Linked DNA regions of Homo sapiens: region 1 is linked to region 2. Evidence: chromatin loops called from intact Hi-C (ENCODE). Cell type or tissue: dorsolateral prefrontal cortex. All regions are shown on one strand. Links, peaks and the distances in the headings refer to the core of each region. The heading gives the core; the rest is flanking DNA.

Region 1 (8,000 bases), core at 1-8,000, 160 kb after region 2:
TGCCTCCAAGAGAAAAGGCACGAAAGCATCACAAGCAGAGAACAAAGAGAAAGTGTCTTCAGAATGTAATTGTGATGAATCTATGCCTGTCTGTTTGCAAGGATTTGTGTAGCACTCTTGCACCTTCCCCCTTAAAGAAATTTCTCTACTACAAATTTTCAGTGCTTTGAAATGAAAAATAATTTCTGCCATTGTAAATTTTTTTGCAAATAATTTCAGCACCTAGAATAAGTGAAGTTATTTTTCAGTAAGAGTTTATGACATAAAGGGAAGTGATTAAATCAGTCATGAATTGTGCATTTAGAATAGCATGAAGGACTTTTCTTTCAACACAACTGATACGTTTGAACTATGCTGAAAAGTTCTCCTGGCTGAAAAATGGTCATGTCTTTTTTATTCTAAAATAAGAATGAAATGTTTTGTACCTTAAATTTTCTTTGATTTTATTCCAAAAATAAATAGGGAAGCTAAATTTTGCAAAAATAATTAGTCTCTATGATAGGCACGGTGAGAACAAAAAGAGACTGTGAATCAGATGATCCTAGTTCTAGGCCTGGGTTCAGCCACTTAATTAAGTCTGTGACCTTGGCGATTTCATATAAATATTTAAGTCTGTGACCTTTGTCATTTCATATAAATATTTTCATCCTCAGGAACCTTATCTGCACAATTTAGGGATTAGTCTTTAATGGTAAATTTTAAACTGCTTTTAGGAGTCACAGTGGCACATGGAGTCCCTTGAGAAGCAACCTCACAAGGGGTGGCCTAGGGTGCCAGGCTCCACCATTTTTTGTGTTTGTTTTGTATTCTGTTTCATTTGTTTGTTAAAATTCCCTTTATAATAGGTTCGTGACAGGAACAAACAACAAATTTAAAATTCTAGATTAAATCACTTCTGGGTTTCATATAGCAATCTTAATTTTTACTTGTTTATGGAACATGGGTAGTAGCAGATAAAGATAATTGTCATTTTTCTTATTGCTCTATTCACTCACCCAACATTTATTAAGAAGTTGCTACATGTAAAAACTGCTGTGTCCAGTGTTTTGGAAATTTAAAGGTGTCAGAGTTCAAAATCTATTCGGAAAATATCTAAGAAAAAAAGTCCATGTGATAAGGGTTACGGCAGAAATATAAATAAAATGTCCTTAAAGAATGTAGGTAGAGACTTCATTCTTCCATGCTCTGAGCAGGTAATGATCCCACAACAGGAGATGAATGCAAGTTGGTTTAAGTCCTATGGTCTCAAACTTGGTTTTAGAACTGAAGCACTTTTTATTTCAGTATCATTATTTTTTAAGCAAATGCCTGATGAAAAGTTATCTTTGAAACATTTTGTATTTAAAAAATTGTCATCATGCATACATTACTTAATTTAATACAGTACACTATTTTTAACTCATAGCAAAAGAGGTAAAACAGTAACTTAAAATTTATAGGTTGTAAGAAGTATGAAGATCATTGTGATGCAAGTATAAAAATGGAAACGTGTTTTAAATAAATCAATATTCAAATATGTAAGTCATATAATTGTTATAAATAATTTAATATACAAATACATATGCCAAAGTCCACATGATATATCCACTAAGACCTTAACATCCTGAAGTGTATTATATACTAGCGTAACATAATTAATATAGTGAAAAATGTCTGGCAATATGCAAACCATCCATAACCACTTTGTTTGCAATCTACCTTCAATATTTAGTTGGACAACTTTGGAGTGAAAAGTACTACTGCATGAGTAAAGAAATACAAACGTCTTATTATGTTGCTTTCCAGAGTCTTAGGTTTCAGTTGATTACCTATGTCAATTAGTATATTCTCTCCTTTCCTTTCTATTACCTTTCTTTAAACTTTGAGTTTTCTGTGCCTAAAAATGTGTATACATACATCTTGTCTACCCAAAATTTTATTCTGTTGTAATTGAAATATGTATTTACTTGTGATGGCTAATTTCATGTATCAAGCCTGGCTATGTCAAGATACCCAAGTGTTTAATAAAGCATTTCTCTAGATGTTTCTGTGAAGGTATAGATGAGATTAGCATTTATAAGTAGACTTACAGTAAAGCAGATGACCCTCTATAGTATGGGTGAGTCTCATCCAGTCAGTTGGAGGTTTTAGTAGAAGAAATCTGACCTCCATGGAAGAAGAGAGAATTCTGCCAGCAGCCTGCCTTTGGATTCAAACTGTCACTCTTTCCTGGGTCTCCAGCCTGCTGGCCTGCCCTGCACTCTGGACTTCCAGCCTCCGCAACTGCATGAGCCCATTCCTTAAAATAAATCTCACTATATATATATATATATATATACACACACAACTTTTTGGTTCTGTTTCTCTGGAGAACTCTGACTAATATATGCTTCAGGGCCCAGAAAGTGCTGACCATCTTATAATAATTTGAACAAACAAATAAACAAAAATAGCCCAAACCAGAAAAGTCACTCAATGTATATGTGATGTGATACAGTGACACAGATATTGAGAAGGCAAATACTGTGTGATCGAGATAATGGGGTCAGCAGATATTCTTCCAGAGACAAGAAGCACTGGTGTAAACAAGTATGCTAGTTAAATACTCATTAGTTAAATTTACAGAGGGAATTCAGTGAACCCTACAATGCTTCAGTTCTTCAGAAAGATTATCCAGCCTCTCTTTACTTCTCCCTTCCGAAATTTCATGTACACGATTCTAGATATTTGAATAAATGTTCCACACAGAACTTTGGGTGATGAAATAAAACCTATCCATCTGTAATGGAAGGGAACTGACTCTTACAATTGTTATTTCTGATACTGATAGAATTTTTGTCTCAAATAATTTTTACACTTACTGCTGTTGTTTTCCTTTCTGTCTTGCTCACACTTTTAGTGTAAATATAGTTATAACATATAGAACTGTTAGAATTGTGGCATTAGGTTGTAGATTTGTGATCTTCCTATATTTTTGATGAAGGCATTTAACTCAGGACTCATTTTGAAAGTCTAAACTCTTTGAATTGGAAATATATCTCCTGAAAGTTTTTTACTGGATTTAGTAAAATTGAGCATTTACCTCACTGTTTTTCTTTTTCAAAAGACATATAATATTTAAAAACAGTAGAGAATAATGTGGGGGAAAATGCAATCTAATTAGGTTTATTGTTATTACTATTTTGACATTTTTAGATCTCTTTAGAAAAAAATTACATAAAAGACATTTGAAGCTTCATATATATAACGCTAACCTATTTTCCTCCCTTCTTCCTCATATGTATCTATTTTACCACATATTTATTTTTCCATAAATTTCTGTCTATTGTTTTAATTTTTAAAGTTTTATATAAATAGTATATAAATCATATATTTATATAACTTTCTTTCTTATATGTGTTTTTTAACTGAGTAATGAAAGAATAAGTGTTTAAAGTAAAATATTTTATCAGGTATACTTATGAAACATCAAGTATACCCATTAAACTTGTCAACTTTTATCGTAGGAATGTTACATGGTAAGTCCTTAGTTAACATCATTGATAGGTTCTTGGAAACTGTGACATTAAGCAAAAGGACATACAGCAGGTCCTTGAATAACATCATTTTGCTCAACATCATTTTCTTATAATGTTGAGAAAAAGCATGGTATTTTTATACGTTGTTTTGCTTAAGTCACAGTTTCTAAGAACCTATTGACAATGTTAACTGAGGACGTGTTGTGTTTGCCATTTTTTTCTAGCCAAAAACTCTAAGAAACTTGAAATGACAAACCCTTCAATATGCTTTCTCGATATCTTTCTCATAAGAACTCAGATAATTTCAGTATAGATAATAATATAGCTACTTTCTGTATAATTGTGGATTTTATATGAGAATTGCTAATAAAATGCCTTTTTTTAATAAATAAAACCTAAACTTACCCTAATTATACTTTCATTTTCTTCCTGATCTCTTAAATCATCGTGGATTACAGGGTTTTGTTGTTGTTGTTGTTTAAATCTGGCATATGGTTACAAATATAGCCTGTGTGCTAATAATCATTTCATCTTTTTTAATATATTAGAAGACATTTACACAGTGGTTCTTTTCCAAGGAGAGCATTTTCTGCTCAGTTAGCAGGAAATGCATAAGTAGTTTTCCTAAGTGAGATCTTCATCAGCCTAGAAGTGTCTACTGCAACTTTCTGGGCTTTTAAAATCATACCACCAATTATTCCTGAGATGTTGTATTACGTCTTTGACAGCTGACATTTTTTTGTGTCACAGCTATTTCTATACAAATAGAATGCATGGAGCATTACAAGATATTTAAAATTGTTATGTATTCAAATAGTAATAGGTATTGTTTTGAAATGTACTTCTTTAATTCACAATATACTTCCTTTAGGGCACCTGGCCAGGGATTTAAAAACCCAAAGCAAACATGTTTTTGTTTCTTTCTAGAAAGATCAATAAATAGCATTATACAATTACAACTTACTATTCTCACATCGCTAAAATAGAAGTGTGCTTATGGCTGATGTCAAAGACTGTAGTTGCCTACGCATCACAGTCTCCCAAGGAGAAAGCTTAACCTTTAATTGTATGCTACTCAAGCAGGATTGCTGACTATCCTTATCTATTGAGGGGAAATAAGTAAATAGTAGGAGAGAATTAACTGCCTTTCATTCTTTGCTATCACTTAAACATATGGTATAAACAGGATTTTTTTTTGTGGCTGTTGATTTTTTTCCAGTGGCTCTTTGCTGGAAGCAAAAATATATTTTGCCTTGAAAATAAAGTTAGTGTTCTCAATTTGTGATAAAGGTCACTATTTAAAAATATTTTTTGTTGTTTTTGTTTTCTGACAACTCAAGCAGAATTGATTAAGGATAAAAAAATGGCTTGCTATTTATGGAGATGATTTCCTATAGTTTGTAATTTAATGGACTCCCTAACCAAAACACATTCCTAAAATAGTTTTATGAGTTAAAATGTTAAGTGATCGGTTTAAAAAAAAAGTAAATTCCTTTCTATAAGACACTTCTGAATCAATATCATTGTATTACTGAAATATTAAAAACAAGCAAGAAAACCAATGAGACTTGTTATACAGGTACATGTGGCTACTCAACTATATTGTGATGTCAGAGAAAGCTCCCTTTTCTATGGAGGGCCATGTGACCAGAAGAAATAGGTGCTTTCTTACTATGAAAGACACAATTGTCCCTTATTCTAATTTGCGTAGATATTTATTTCAATTTCCACAAAAGTCCTGTTTACATAAGAGACAGAAATAAATGTATAACATTATAAAGTAAACCATTGAATAATATATAAAAACAGCTTGAAGTTTTATATTATGACTATCACTGTGAAATGCTATCATTACATGCTTTTTGATGGCATGATGCTTTTAAATTGAAGGTTAAAAGTCCTAAAATATGTAACTAGTTAGTGTAAAATTTTTATTTAAAACTGATGGAGATTCAGTTTTTTAATTTCTGTTTCAGAAATTATCATCAGTCTAGGAGGTGTAAATTATCCTCTCAAAGGAAGGATTTTGCTCTTATCTATTGGGAATTTTCTTTAAGGCCTCTTGCCTGTAAAATCACTTGTATCTAATATGTGCCATTAATTATAAAACCACTCCTCCTATAGGTCTACCATCACAGAGTTTTGACTAACATTTTTTGAACCACCATATTTATTATGATAACAATTTAACTAAATTAGGCCCTGCTTTTCATCATTCAGACAACTTTTGGGAAAACATTTAAAAAATAAACTCAAAACTCCACTGTCTCTGAGAAGTTTAAAAACAGTGAGCCTCAATTCTTATGTCAGTGAAGTCAAGAGTTTCAGATAAATCTGTATATTCAATCCTGAGGTATCAAATCCAGTTCACTGAAATTGTCAACAGTGATTTACAAAAATAAACTGAAGGGCACTGTTTATTCACTTCTGTACTGATGTTCTATCTTCTTACGGTGTTTTCTCACAGCTTTTTTTTGTGTAGAGAATCTTGTATTAAAAGGTCAAGAATATTGGGATTTAAGCCTACTGCTGCTACTATTTTAATAGGTATTTAACTCCCAATTGCCTATATTTCTTGTGTGGTAGTAAGTGGGATACTGAAGTTAGATTCATTGATGTCTATGGACTTTGCTGTCACCATTCCCTATCTTGAGAATCTTATCTTCCCATCTCTCTGCTTCCTTTTTTCCCTTTTCTTTTAAACATTTTTTTTTATTCATTTGCTCTTTTTCTCTACTTCTCTTCCATTGAAATGACTATATTTTCCCTCCCTTTTAATATGCTAAGTCACTTTCAGAGACTCAATCCTACCCTATTCTTCTCAAACATTCTTAAAATACCCTTTTCTAAATTGTAGAGCATGTAATTTTCCTCTCATTTCCAATATTCCTTCCTATTCTATCATGTATGTTATAATCTGTGATGAGTAAATTAAGAATCAAGTGTGTCACAGCAAAAACCAAAAGAATGAGAAAGATAGTGGAAATAGCACAGCTCTGGTTAAAACTGCTTTCATCTTGCCCTTTCTCTTAGTAAAAACTCAACCCCACAGTATTCTAACAGGATTTTTACTACCGTTCTTTTCCTGTCCTAACCCCAATTCAAATAAAGACTTCACACCATCTCAGTTCAGTTAAAAGAAATACTGTTCTCTTTAATGTTAGAAATAAAGCTCTAGTCTTCCATACCAGAAGGATTTTGAGTAGGTATATTAACTTTTTGCTCTACCCACTTTAGAGTAGACTGGAAGTATTAGGCCAATATATGTTAATTATTTTCTTCTGATGGCAAAATAATATAACGCCTGCTAATATTTCGAGTGAGTTTTAAGACTTTCAAAAATCCTTAAAAAAAGGTAATACATGACTTCAGTTCAACTCCATAAAATAGCATATCCCAGCATTTAGAGAATCAAAGACAAAAAAGACAAGTTCATTAATCTCAAGCAGCTTACAGTCTATTAGTGGAGCTAGAAATATAAGCACATAAATGTTAAAAAGAATAATTAAGAAAGGATTTATAAAAGATAGCAATTATACAGAAAAATGTCTAATTCTCATAAGATAGTATGAGAGGTTTGGCTCTGTGTCCCCACCCAAATCTCGTGTTGAATTGTTATTCCCGATGTTAGGGGAAGGACCTGGTGGGAGGTGATTGGATCACGGGGGCAGATTTCCCCCTTGGTGTTCTTGTGACAGTGAATAAGTTCTCAGGAGATCTGGTTGTTTAAAAGTGTGTAGCGTTTCCCTCTTCACTCTCTCTCTCTTGCTCTGCCATGTGAAGATGTGCCAGCTTCCCCTTCGCCTTCCACCATAACTGAAAGTTTCCTGAGGCCACCCAGCCATGCTTCCTGTATAGCCTGTGGAACTCTGAGTCAATTAAATCTCTTCATAAATTACTCAGTTTCAGGTATGTGTTTATAGCAGTGTGAGAATAGACTAATACAGATATCAAAGCAAGTGATTCATAAAAGTTGAGATTCCTGGGCCGAGTTTTAAAAGATAACTAGGAATATCTCACAGGCAAAAAATAGAGAGTGAGATTAAAAAAAAAAATTCAGGCAGAGAGAACAAGTACAGACTCAAGAAAATGTTATGTAATTAACATTCATAATTGAATTCATTAGACACTATTTGGAAATGGGCTTACATATATGACAAAACTGAAAAATGGCAGATTTCTGATATGAATTATTTCACCGGATTGCTTAATTTGCTTTTTATTGATATTATGGAACTCATTACAAATTATTTATATAGAGCTATAATTCACAATTATATACCAGTAGCAATAAAAAACTAGTAGAATTGTAGATGATGTTGGCACTTTCTTTGTAGTTTGCTCAAAATTTTCATTGAAGAAGAGGTTACATTCCTCTAATTGTATTTTTCCTTTTAATATTGTGCAATTAAATGTTTATTTGCAGTTCATAAAGCAACATCATCTCATTTGTTTGAAAATCCTGCTTGACATGTTCTTGTATTTAGTCTTGCTATTAAATTA
Region 2 (10,303 bases), core at 2,304-10,303:
AGTTTCATAGATTTACAGAAAGCTTTGAAAAGAAGAAAGAGATTATGAGTTTATTTTAGAAGGGAGGGAAGAGGGAAGGAAAAGGAAAGGAAGGGAAGGGAAGAAGAAAGGGAGAGATGAAGAGAGGAAGGAAGGAAGGAAAGAAGGAAGGAAGGGAGGGGAGGGGAGGGAAGGCGAAGGAAGGGAAGGGAGAGATATAAGCTATTACTGAGGATAAGATTTTCACTAGTGTCACAGACAAAATAGTTTGACAGAGCGGTAAGTGGTAAGTCAGTGTGAAGTTGACCTGAAAAAAATGAGGTCAAGATAAGGCCAGCGTAAATATGTTATACAGGAATATGTAATTTAAGTATTTTTTCAAAGCTTATTTAAAAGTCAAAACATGTGCTTTCTAAGTTTAAGCCTTCCAACAAATATTAGTACAACTTCTGGAACTCAATTTTCCCATCATTGTCTAGAAAACCAAGACACTGAATGAGAAAGCCCCTGAAGCCTCAATGAGCTCTGAACTTCTTTGATGTGCTGAGTACAAAAGTTACTCTTTCAGTCCCTCAACCAAAGGGAATTTATGTTTTTCACATCTGCAAATAAATATCCCAATTACAATTTTACAGCCATTTATCACAACTACTTGCATCTATAGATGATCAGTCTTTGCCTTTTAACAGTTTTCCTTTCATGCTCATATTAAGGTTGAAATGTACTTGGAATCTTTTGTGTGACTAGCCATATTTGTAATATGAATAATATAATCATAAATAATTAGAAATAATGATCAGAATTTATTGTGTCCCATTTTGATGATATTATTTTAAAAACCAACTCTTTTAAGTTTCAAATAAGTTGACTCATAAATTCATAGATCTTTATACTAAAACAAAATAAAACTCATGAGTCATTAAAATATAATTGAACAGTTCGTTAAAATTGACCAATGTAAGTTGATTTACTGCTGTTATAACAATGAGCAGCTGATTTTTAAAATTTAAGCATTGGTATTCTTAGCAGTTTTAACAGTGAAAATGAAATAATTATATGTTCCAAGAATTTCTATTCTATTACCTTGCTTTCTTTCCACAATTGTGCATGATTGAAGCAGTCAGCATTTGTAGTTTCCCCTCCAATGCAAATCAGTTTTTCTCAAAAATTCTGCTTTTCAAAGAAAAATAGGCATATTAGTTTAAATCTTGGGGTAGTTCAGATAATCTATCATTTCTTCAAATAATTGATGTTCAAATCATGATCGATGCCTGAATGAAGTAACAGTCTCCACCTTGGAAGAATAAACTCAACAAACATGATTTACTTACATTTTATTTTAAATAGTTAATCATTTGTTATAAAACTTTAGTTAATGAGGGTATTTTCCTGCCAATACATGCCAGAATTTCACAAGGTTTGAATTTAAGTACAGTGGGCCAGGTACATCACTTATTTCCATATAATAAGGCTTGAATTAAAGTTAAGCAGCCTTAATGAGACCAACAGATAGCTGTCATTAAAACATTTAATATGCACAGCTAGTGAATTCATATTTTTTCTTCTGGAATTTAACATCTAACTCACACATTATAAATATTTGTATCCAGCTAACTACATATTACATTATGACAGACAATTTTCTAAAGTAGTAGAAAATATAGTTAATATATATTTATTATATATTTATTAATTAGGAATCATTGAATGTAGAAATTATTTCAACAGTAAAAAGACTGATTGTTATTCTTGAAAAATCAAACAGCCAATGTTAAATTTATACTAACTTTCTTGTGTAACTTTTGGAAAGCCAAAACTTGTTGTTCTACTGTTTCTTCTGATTGGCAGGAGTGGTCATTATACCTTAAGGGCTTTTTTTGATGTGTCACCCAGACTCATTTAAATGTCTGAGTATTAGAACAGTGATTCTGAACTATGGCTGCATAGCAGAGCCCTGTATAGAGGCTTTTAGAATATATTACAGGCTGTGTCCCAAACTCCAGAGATTCTGATTAAATTAGCCTTAAGTGACCATTTTAAAAAGCTTCTCAGATTATTTCAAAGTGAATCTACATTTGAAAACTACTAAACTGGAGGATTTGGGAATAATGAAAATGCTTTGCTCACAGTACACTAAAACATTTCCAAGAGGGGAAATAGTATGAATATGACTATACAATATTTGACTTTCTCCAGGACAGATACTCATTAGCCAGGACTGGACTAGTTAATGCTCTGAAGTTCTTCCTAGTTATCTTATTCTAAGATATCATGGTGTTCTTTCCATGTTAAATGGTTATAATTTTTCTTGATAGAATACATAATGACTTACCAATTTTTAGAATGTCACTGTAAATAATATTTGAAGGAAGCTATGGGGAGTGCATCTCTTCTTTCAATTCATTATCTGAATAAGCAAAGTATAATCTATGGAATTGCATCAAAACACTTTATAAAGTAAAATGACATTAACACCAACATTAATATAATCAATATTGAGTCAATGTCTACTAATGGAAACAAAAGATAAGAGAATGATCAAAATTGAGAGTAATTAATCAGTGAATGCTTCTTGGAAGCACTGGTTTGTTCCAGATTCAGAAGGAAGTGATGAAATTCAAGTCAACAAAGGGGTTCTCTGTAAAATGCTGTGTTGAATAAAATGTGAATGAGCTTTGGTTTTCACTCTCAAGGCATTTATGATCTAACTTAGTAGTAGTTCTGTCTAACTCTAATACAAAATAGGGTGTGTTACGACAGCATAGAAGATAGATGGATTTATTCCACATTAAAGGACTGGACACTACTTCATGGGCAAAAGGAATTTGAACTAGCCCTTGAGATGGTGAAGGAGAGTGGTTGGGAGGACAAATACGTGCTTTCCAAGCAGAAATATTAACATAAGTAAAAATATGGCAGCAAAACATTTTCTGGAATGTTCAGGAAAAAGTGTACAAGATGAATGAAAACAGCCAGAAGTGAGAATGTACAACTGTGTCTGGAAAAATAGTAACCCAATTCAGAAGGCTAGAGAGAAGGGCTCAAGTGAGGGAACGGGAGGAAAAGAGGTTTGCCAAACTTGGAGGTAAGGCTTTGAAAGGTTGTGTAATGAGCTTGACATCCACACATCCAACATTCCTAAAGAATTCCAATTATAACTGAGACAATATTATGACATTAATACCTGACCTCGACTAGTCACTCGATTGTGTTAACAAATCTTCAGTTTGCAATGAGGCCAGATTGACATAAGTCAATCATTATAAGAAAAGAAGTCACAATGATCAGGATTTTATCTTAAGGAATAAGCTTGCAGAAAATCCTTTCACTGGAGACTGAGAGGCTGTCATTCAGGACTTCCTCAGCTTTTTCCATGGAAGAGAGTACCCAACTTCCTCATTCGGAATTTATCTACATAGGTTATTAAGCTACTCAATGAAATATTTTGACCAAATGTTTATGAAAAATTTTTCTGTTTTATTTAATTATTCTGCTTTTTTATTTTAATTTCAAGATCTTTTCTATCCTGATAGAGAAGAATTTCTATCAATAGAAAGGATTTCAGGAACCTTTCTCTATCCTGATTGCCTAAAAAATACACTGGAGACAGAAAAAAAAAATCATTGTATAAAAGGTAATTAGCACGTTCTCTCCTTTTTATAACTTTATAATTGAAATCTCATTAAAAGCTTTCTAGGTCTGTATTTCCCTAAGTGACCAGGTGTCCCTAATTTGTTTTCAACCAATGTGACTAATTCCAGGCAAAGACTAGAAAAAGTCTGATACCTGTTAGAGAATAGCAAGGTTAAATAAGTGGGGTGGCTTTTTTAGGTTGCATTTAACCTCGTAAAATAAAGAAAGGAAAAAAAAAGCTTCAATGTCTTTTTACAGTCCTGCCTTTTTCTCAGTCCCGGTTGAAGATTCCATGGGAAATGAGAGCACTATTTTGTTTCTCCCTTGTATTGCAGATAGGGGGAGGAGGTGGTTATTAGAGAGAAGCTCTTCCTCTCTTGGTTTCCCCCTCTCTCCGCCTGACAGCACCGCTCTCTCGCAGGCTCGCTCCTTCTCCTAGGTGATCCATTTCTAGGCAACGTGGGGCTGGTGCTGAAGCTGCCAGGCTCGCTCCTTGCTTCCTGCATCCCGCCAGGCGAAACGCTCCAAAAGCATCCTGCAGCCTGCGGCGGCTTCCCTCCTCTGGCCCGGCCCCGCTGCTCGCGCCCGGCGCAACCCCCCCGCCACCGCGCCCCAGCAAACCGGCTCCCCGGGCCCGCCTCGCCAAGCTGCGTTCCGCGCCTCACGCAGAAAGGGAATTTTCTCTGCATTACTATCTGCATTACCTTGAAGTTCACTTTTTCTACCCCTCTTGGAGAGGGCTTTTTTCCCCCCTCCCTGGTGGAATCTGGCTGCTCCGTTTGGAATCTCCTAATCTTTCCTTTCCACTTAGATTCTGGCAGCGAAGACCAGTGATTCTCTGCGGGCTGTAGGGGCGGGGGCGGGGGTCTTTTTTGGTCCGAGAGGGTGCGGGGAAGGGGGCACATCCGGCGTGAGGGGGGTGTTGGAAGTTGCAGCGGAGCTGGGACCGGAGACCCGCGGCCCCCGCGCAGCGATGGGTCTGATCTGAGCCCCAGCCTCTCCCCCTGCCCAAGAGCAGTAGAGGCTGGATATATTTTTCAAAAGCCAAACTGCAAACAACTCTGGCGATGCCAAAATTCCCCTCCAAGTGACACGGCTTTGCGAAGGAGGTTTCCTCAGGCTGGGCTCTTTCTGTCATTCCCTTCTGCCTTTCTCGGCGACGATAAAAGGCTTTGCTCTGGCAATAGGAATTTAGAAAAAAAGAAAAAGCTGCGCTAAACTCCACCGTGACCTCAAACTCTTTGGACTGTTTGAAAAAAAAAAAATTGGAAGAAAATCCATCCTCCAAGAGAATCGGCATAGGAGGAGATGGAAGTTTTCCCCTTTCTCTTGGTTTTGTCCGTCTGGTGGTCTCGAACCTGGGACTCGGCGAATGCGGATTCGATCATTCACATCGGTAAGAAAGTGTTGGTGCAGCTCGTGGTTACTTTTACCGTTTCAGTTCTCAAATGTTTCCCCTTCGCTTTCCCCCTCTCCGGTCTCTGTGTGTCTTGTTGGAGGTGGCTTCAGTTCATTGCCCCTTCCCGCTACCCTTCCCTCACACTTGCTCAGTTTTCTGAAAGGATGTGGATGCTCGAACCTCGACTGACTTGTGCTGTTGTTTTGCAGTGATTCGTGGAATGTGGCTGGATGCGTGGGGGTCTCGAGTTGACCTGAGTGTGAGTGTGTGCTGGGAACTGCAGGGGGATTCTAAGTGTGTGGGGAAAGGGAGTTTAATTGACTCTTATCTTCCATATTTTTTTTCCCGGATGTACATTTGCTCCATTTAAAAATTTATCTTTGGGGGAGCAGAGAAGCTGTCACCTGTGAGATGAAAAGAACTGGGCTGGGGGGTAGGGGGAGCTCCCTTCGGATCGAACAGGTGGTTTTGCAACGTGAGCCGGCTGAGTTCGCCGCAGCTTAGTGCGATGGTGACGGGGGTGCCGGATGCGCCCCCAGCCACCCTCTCTTCTCACATCTTCTTGGCTTTATGATCCTTGCGTGTAGTCTTTGAGACGGTGGCAGGAGGGGCTGGCGGCAGTGTCGCCAAGGACTGATTGTCGCGTGCCTCGCCTCCTCGGACACGCTCCCGGGGCCTGGCGCGGCGGCGAAACTGACCCCGGGGCGCTTGGGAAACGCGGGGAAGCGAATGCGCGCAGGCTGCTCCCGAGGTCTGCTTAGCAGATATCCGCCTTGCCTCGCCTCGCCTCGCCTCGCAGTCAACTCCGAGTAGCCGCGCAAGGCAGACAGCGAAGGCGCCGGGACTACTGCGGGCCGCGACTCTGAGAAGGACTGCCGAGCGGGCTCCGAGATGCTGGTGGCCCCACCTATTGGCAACCAGACGGGCCGGGACTGGCCGCGGCGAGCAGGGGCGGGCGGGGGGCTGCGCGTCATTATCATGCACAGCGCTCGCAGCTTCAGGCTCCAACTCTACTCACTTGCTAATCCGTGAGAGCTGAGCGGGAGACAGGCTCTTGCAGCCTTTTCTGCGTTAATGCGACGATTTCTTTTTCGGAAATTCGCTTACCGAGCCAGCAAGGTTTCTTTGCTGGGCTGCAGAGAGGTCCCTTTGGGGGAATTTTTCTGGGCACAGGACTTTTATCTGTACGCATGGCTTGGTGTTCTGCAAATTGAGGCGACAGATGGGTCACAGCTTCTCCCCTTTCTGTACCCCTGCTTCTCCACCGCACAACACGCATACACATACACACACGCACGTACACATACTCCTGGTAGGGGAATCTGCTGCAGGTGGCGATTGTGCCCGCCCAAGCGAGGGATTTCTGTCTAGCGTGCGCGCCCACAGTGGCCAGCCCCTCCGCTCCAGGGGGCTCCCTCTCTTGGTCTCAGAGGCTGTCTTTGTAAACATGTCTGCCATTCTCTATCATTTATATCAGTAGAACTGTCTGTCTCTGTGCAAGGGGTAATGAGGTCAGGATTCAGAAAACCTAGCGTTTGTGCATTAAGTAAGTCAAGCACTAATAGCTTGCCTGCTGGATCCCGTTTTGCCTGGGGGCTAACAGTGCCTACAGATTCAGAACTTTTCAGCAAGAAATTATGGTCTCATTGAGTGGTTCAGCAATGTTCTGATAGAGTTCAGAAATGAACTATGCTCCTTTTAGAGAAATGGCATACATTTATATCTAGTTGTAAATGATTGGAGCAGGAATGCAGATATATAATCATAATACCTTTATATTCATTGTATGATTAGGGATTTCTGATGTAGGCTCCTCATCTCTCAGGAGGGAAAGCCTGTGGAAGAATGCTTTTTTTAAATCGCTTATTCTGTGGTCTGCATGATAAATACATTATTTACAAATACCTACAGCTTTTGCTATCCCTTACTAGTTAAATATTATTTTGCAATGCAGTCTGGACATCTGTTTCAAAATAGAACAAAACTGTTGTATTTTTTAGTTTGTATACTGTTGTCTGTCAGAGTGGCTATAATCACATTTAAAAATTAACTGTGTACAAATTACAGATTTCTTTAGAAAGTTGGTTGTATACATTAACTGTGTATATCCTACTAACAGATATAGTTACTTCTGAGACAATTAATTTGACTTGAATATAATTAGTACATTAGATGAGATAATTAGCTGTTTTATAGACTACCTAATATTGTCATGAGGCTAGCAAATTGTTTCAAAAACTTTATCTTTTATAATATATCGAAAAACATTAACTCCTAAATTAAAAAAATAAAAAATGATGACGGGTAGTATGTGTGTAATTCAGTGCCTCCACCCCTACTCTCAGCAAAAGTATAGTAAATTCAAAACCGAATGTCCATATTAAAATTGTAAAGCACCAGTTAACATGAATTGGATTAGTTTCCTTACTTGTTTGAATAGGAAAAGAATTAATTTTCTTTAGGAGGTGTTGCCTTCATTTAAATATTTAATGTGAGAAATATGTTTCTGGGGAAATATATTAGTTCAGGACTGAAGGAATGAATGTGATGAAACTGGAGGGAAAGGGAATATTTCACCTCTAGCGATGGAAGGAGATATGCAGAAATGAAAGGTTTTCCCAGCCTCATGTGATGTGTTCAAGCAGAAAGTAGCTGCAATATGTAGTTCAGGCAAACTGGAAAGATGAAAAGACACTGCTCTAAGAGGCTTTTTATATATTGAATTATTTTGGTATTGAACCAACTTATATATACATGAAAATCATCTCCTTCTTTCTCTCTTTCTCTTCAGTTTTTACCTCATGCCGGTAGTTTAATAAGGTCAATTACACATTTTAAACTCTAATATGTTTTGTTAAACATATTGATTCACTACAGTGATGAAACATAATGGTTAAACCATAATGATTGAAATGAAAATGTATTTATTTTAGTCAAAAATGCACAATTTTATGATTACTTTGAGTTTCAAATATTTAAAAATATTTAATCATTACGTATATTTTTAATACACATCCACACACAGATACACAACCATATAGTATTTAAAAATGAATCACTTCCATTGTGATCTTCTTTGCCCCAATTAAAGAAAGGTCTTTTGACATATAAAAACTATGCAATTTTGAATTATGCTTCTACTTTGAGCCTATGCATTGATTGAGTAATTTCATCAGACCCACATTACTTGATTGCTTAGAAGTTTCCTAATGATCTGCATGCTGTAGGAAGAACCAAAAAGTCGTGAGTGGAATGGCAATGATACTGTGTTTTATGAGGCTATTCAGAAGTCGCTCTGATTTATGTAGCTAGAAAGCTCCAAAGTCTTTGAGATTAGCCACGCTGACTGCTATTTTCTTCATACATCAGTCGTCCCACACTCTTTACTCCCTAAACACAACAGGAGTTTAGAGCACTGCTTTAATTCAGCAGGGATTAGGTGGCATTTCCAGTCAACTGCACAGTTTGTGTTTTGCTTCATATCAACTATGGAAGATCTCATGTTTTAACAGTTTAATATATGCTCCTTTCTTTATCTGGTTCCTGTGCTCACAGAACTGATTGTAAATTAGCTGTCCTCAGTTATACATCTCTACAAGGGAACACTCAAACAGTGTACTTATTCATATATTATACAAATCACTAGCATATTTTTGTTGTTTTCAGTCATAGTAAAATACCTTATGTCAACATGGAGTAGAAAAGATGCATTTATTCATGTTTTTCTCACAAACAGATGATACTTTATCCTCTGAAATCATAATCAGCTGTGATATTATATTTGAGAAACCTAAGATAATCCACAGAATATTTTCACTATGAGAATGTTCAAATTAAAGTACAAAATCGGGTAAATAAAAGGTGTCAACACATTAAAAACAATAATAGATTGTAAATGTAAAATACCAGTTATTCTTACTTCTGCACTAAGGATTATTTTGACAATTACAGCATATAAAAGCATTCCCAGAAGATGTGCTGTTCTTTTACCATTTTTTTTTTTCAGTTGACTACATGATTTGCATTGGTTAATGATAACCCCCAGGACTCCTCAAGGATTTTTTGGATTGTGTAAGATGTCTCAATGATATTTTATCCTTTTTCTACTTATAGTAGTTGTTTGTTCCTGAAGTTCTTGATAACTGTGTAAACGTCTAGAATGTACTAAGGGACTTGGCTTTACTATTCTTCTCTGTATCATTAATACAGTTATTTGAAGCACAATTCAAGTGTGTATTAAGTTAGACAATGTTGTTATTAATCAAAGATACCAACTATGACATGACTAATAAGCCATTACACTAAGGGCCTTTGCTTTCTACGCCAGGTGAAATGTACATCCACTAAATATCTGTTATAAATTTTAAGCCAAATAGGAATAAAAATCCAGGTGATTAACTTTTGATTTATTAAAAAATAAAAGCCAATTGAAATTGTTAGGAGTGATGGAAGATACATTTTATTCCATTCTGATATCTCAGGCTAATTTTATCATATGGTAATTTTATCTTAAAGGGCCATTGCAATTTCAAAAGCACACTTTTTAATCCAGAAGTTTTTTTTCTTCACCTACACCTACGTATATGACTTTATTTTAAAAAGTAAGATATTCACATTTCTATTGGATCATCATGATATTTTAGATTACAGACAGCATATTGGTGAGTAGCAATACTTAGAATGTATTACTATAGTATAATGTTTATTAGAAAATACATTTATGGCCTATAAAGATATCTTTGCCATTAGGTGTCACTGCATTCTGAGCTGTATTTTTTTTTTTAGTACTACTTGAAAACCACATGAAATATTTTTAAAAATCTCAGAAAAAAATGTCATTTTAATGAGGTTTGTGATGCTGTAAGAAAATAGGTAGTTTTTATTTTCAAACTAGAAAAATAAATATGATCCCTGTCTCTTATTCTTGTAAGAATTTAATGCTAGGACATATCAACACACCTGATACCCTCTAAACAAATTAGATTGCTAGACCTAGTGATACAATTTTTTTTCTTATATTTAAAATAGGAGAGAAATATCTTCTTAAACTAATACTTATTCTCTATGAATAAAATCTAAGACACCTGGAAGGATGCAAGTGTGTTTAATACTGCTGGAGTAAACACACATTAGTGAATAAAGTAGTTTGTTAAGCAGCTTCTAACGGTGGTAGCTCTGCTTACCTATGGGATACTTGAGGTCCCAAACTGATTGTTGTTTTTGAGACAAAACATATGAAAATAGAGTTGTGGGGAAAAAAAAACACATGGACACAAATACATCTAAAAATAA

The links. Peaks named below come from ENCODE experiments on the same cell type or tissue, not always from the same donor. Only the 100,000 strongest peaks of a DNase experiment are listed, where the experiment ranks them.
Region 1: it touches region 2 in a loop (6-fold over the local background); 2 of 110 quality-filtered maps call a loop at or near these places.

The regions. Positions count from the first base shown.
Region 1 is chr4:92,457,738-92,465,737 of GRCh38, forward strand. All of the region lies in intron 1 of GRID2 (glutamate ionotropic receptor delta type subunit 2), which reads left to right. Among named protein-coding and RNA genes, the nearest start is that of GRID2, 160 kb to the left of the region's middle. In dorsolateral prefrontal cortex, for the core only: no CTCF peak of the experiment used is centred there; no DNase peak of the experiment used is centred there; H3K4me3 peaks cover 1,946 bases.
Region 2 is chr4:92,299,737-92,310,039 of GRCh38, forward strand. GRID2 (glutamate ionotropic receptor delta type subunit 2) reads left to right here and starts at 4,230. Exons shown (of 16, transcript NM_001510.4): 1 at 4,230-5,008. The coding sequence starts at 4,921. RefSeq lists a silencer at 5,762-6,056. In dorsolateral prefrontal cortex, for the core only: CTCF peaks have their summits at 3,975 and 4,180 (motif pointing left); DNase peaks (open chromatin) are centred at 4,125, 5,005, 5,925, 6,325 and 1 weaker place; H3K4me3 peaks cover 5,352 bases; H3K27ac peaks cover 6,138 bases; H3K27me3 peaks cover 1,101 bases.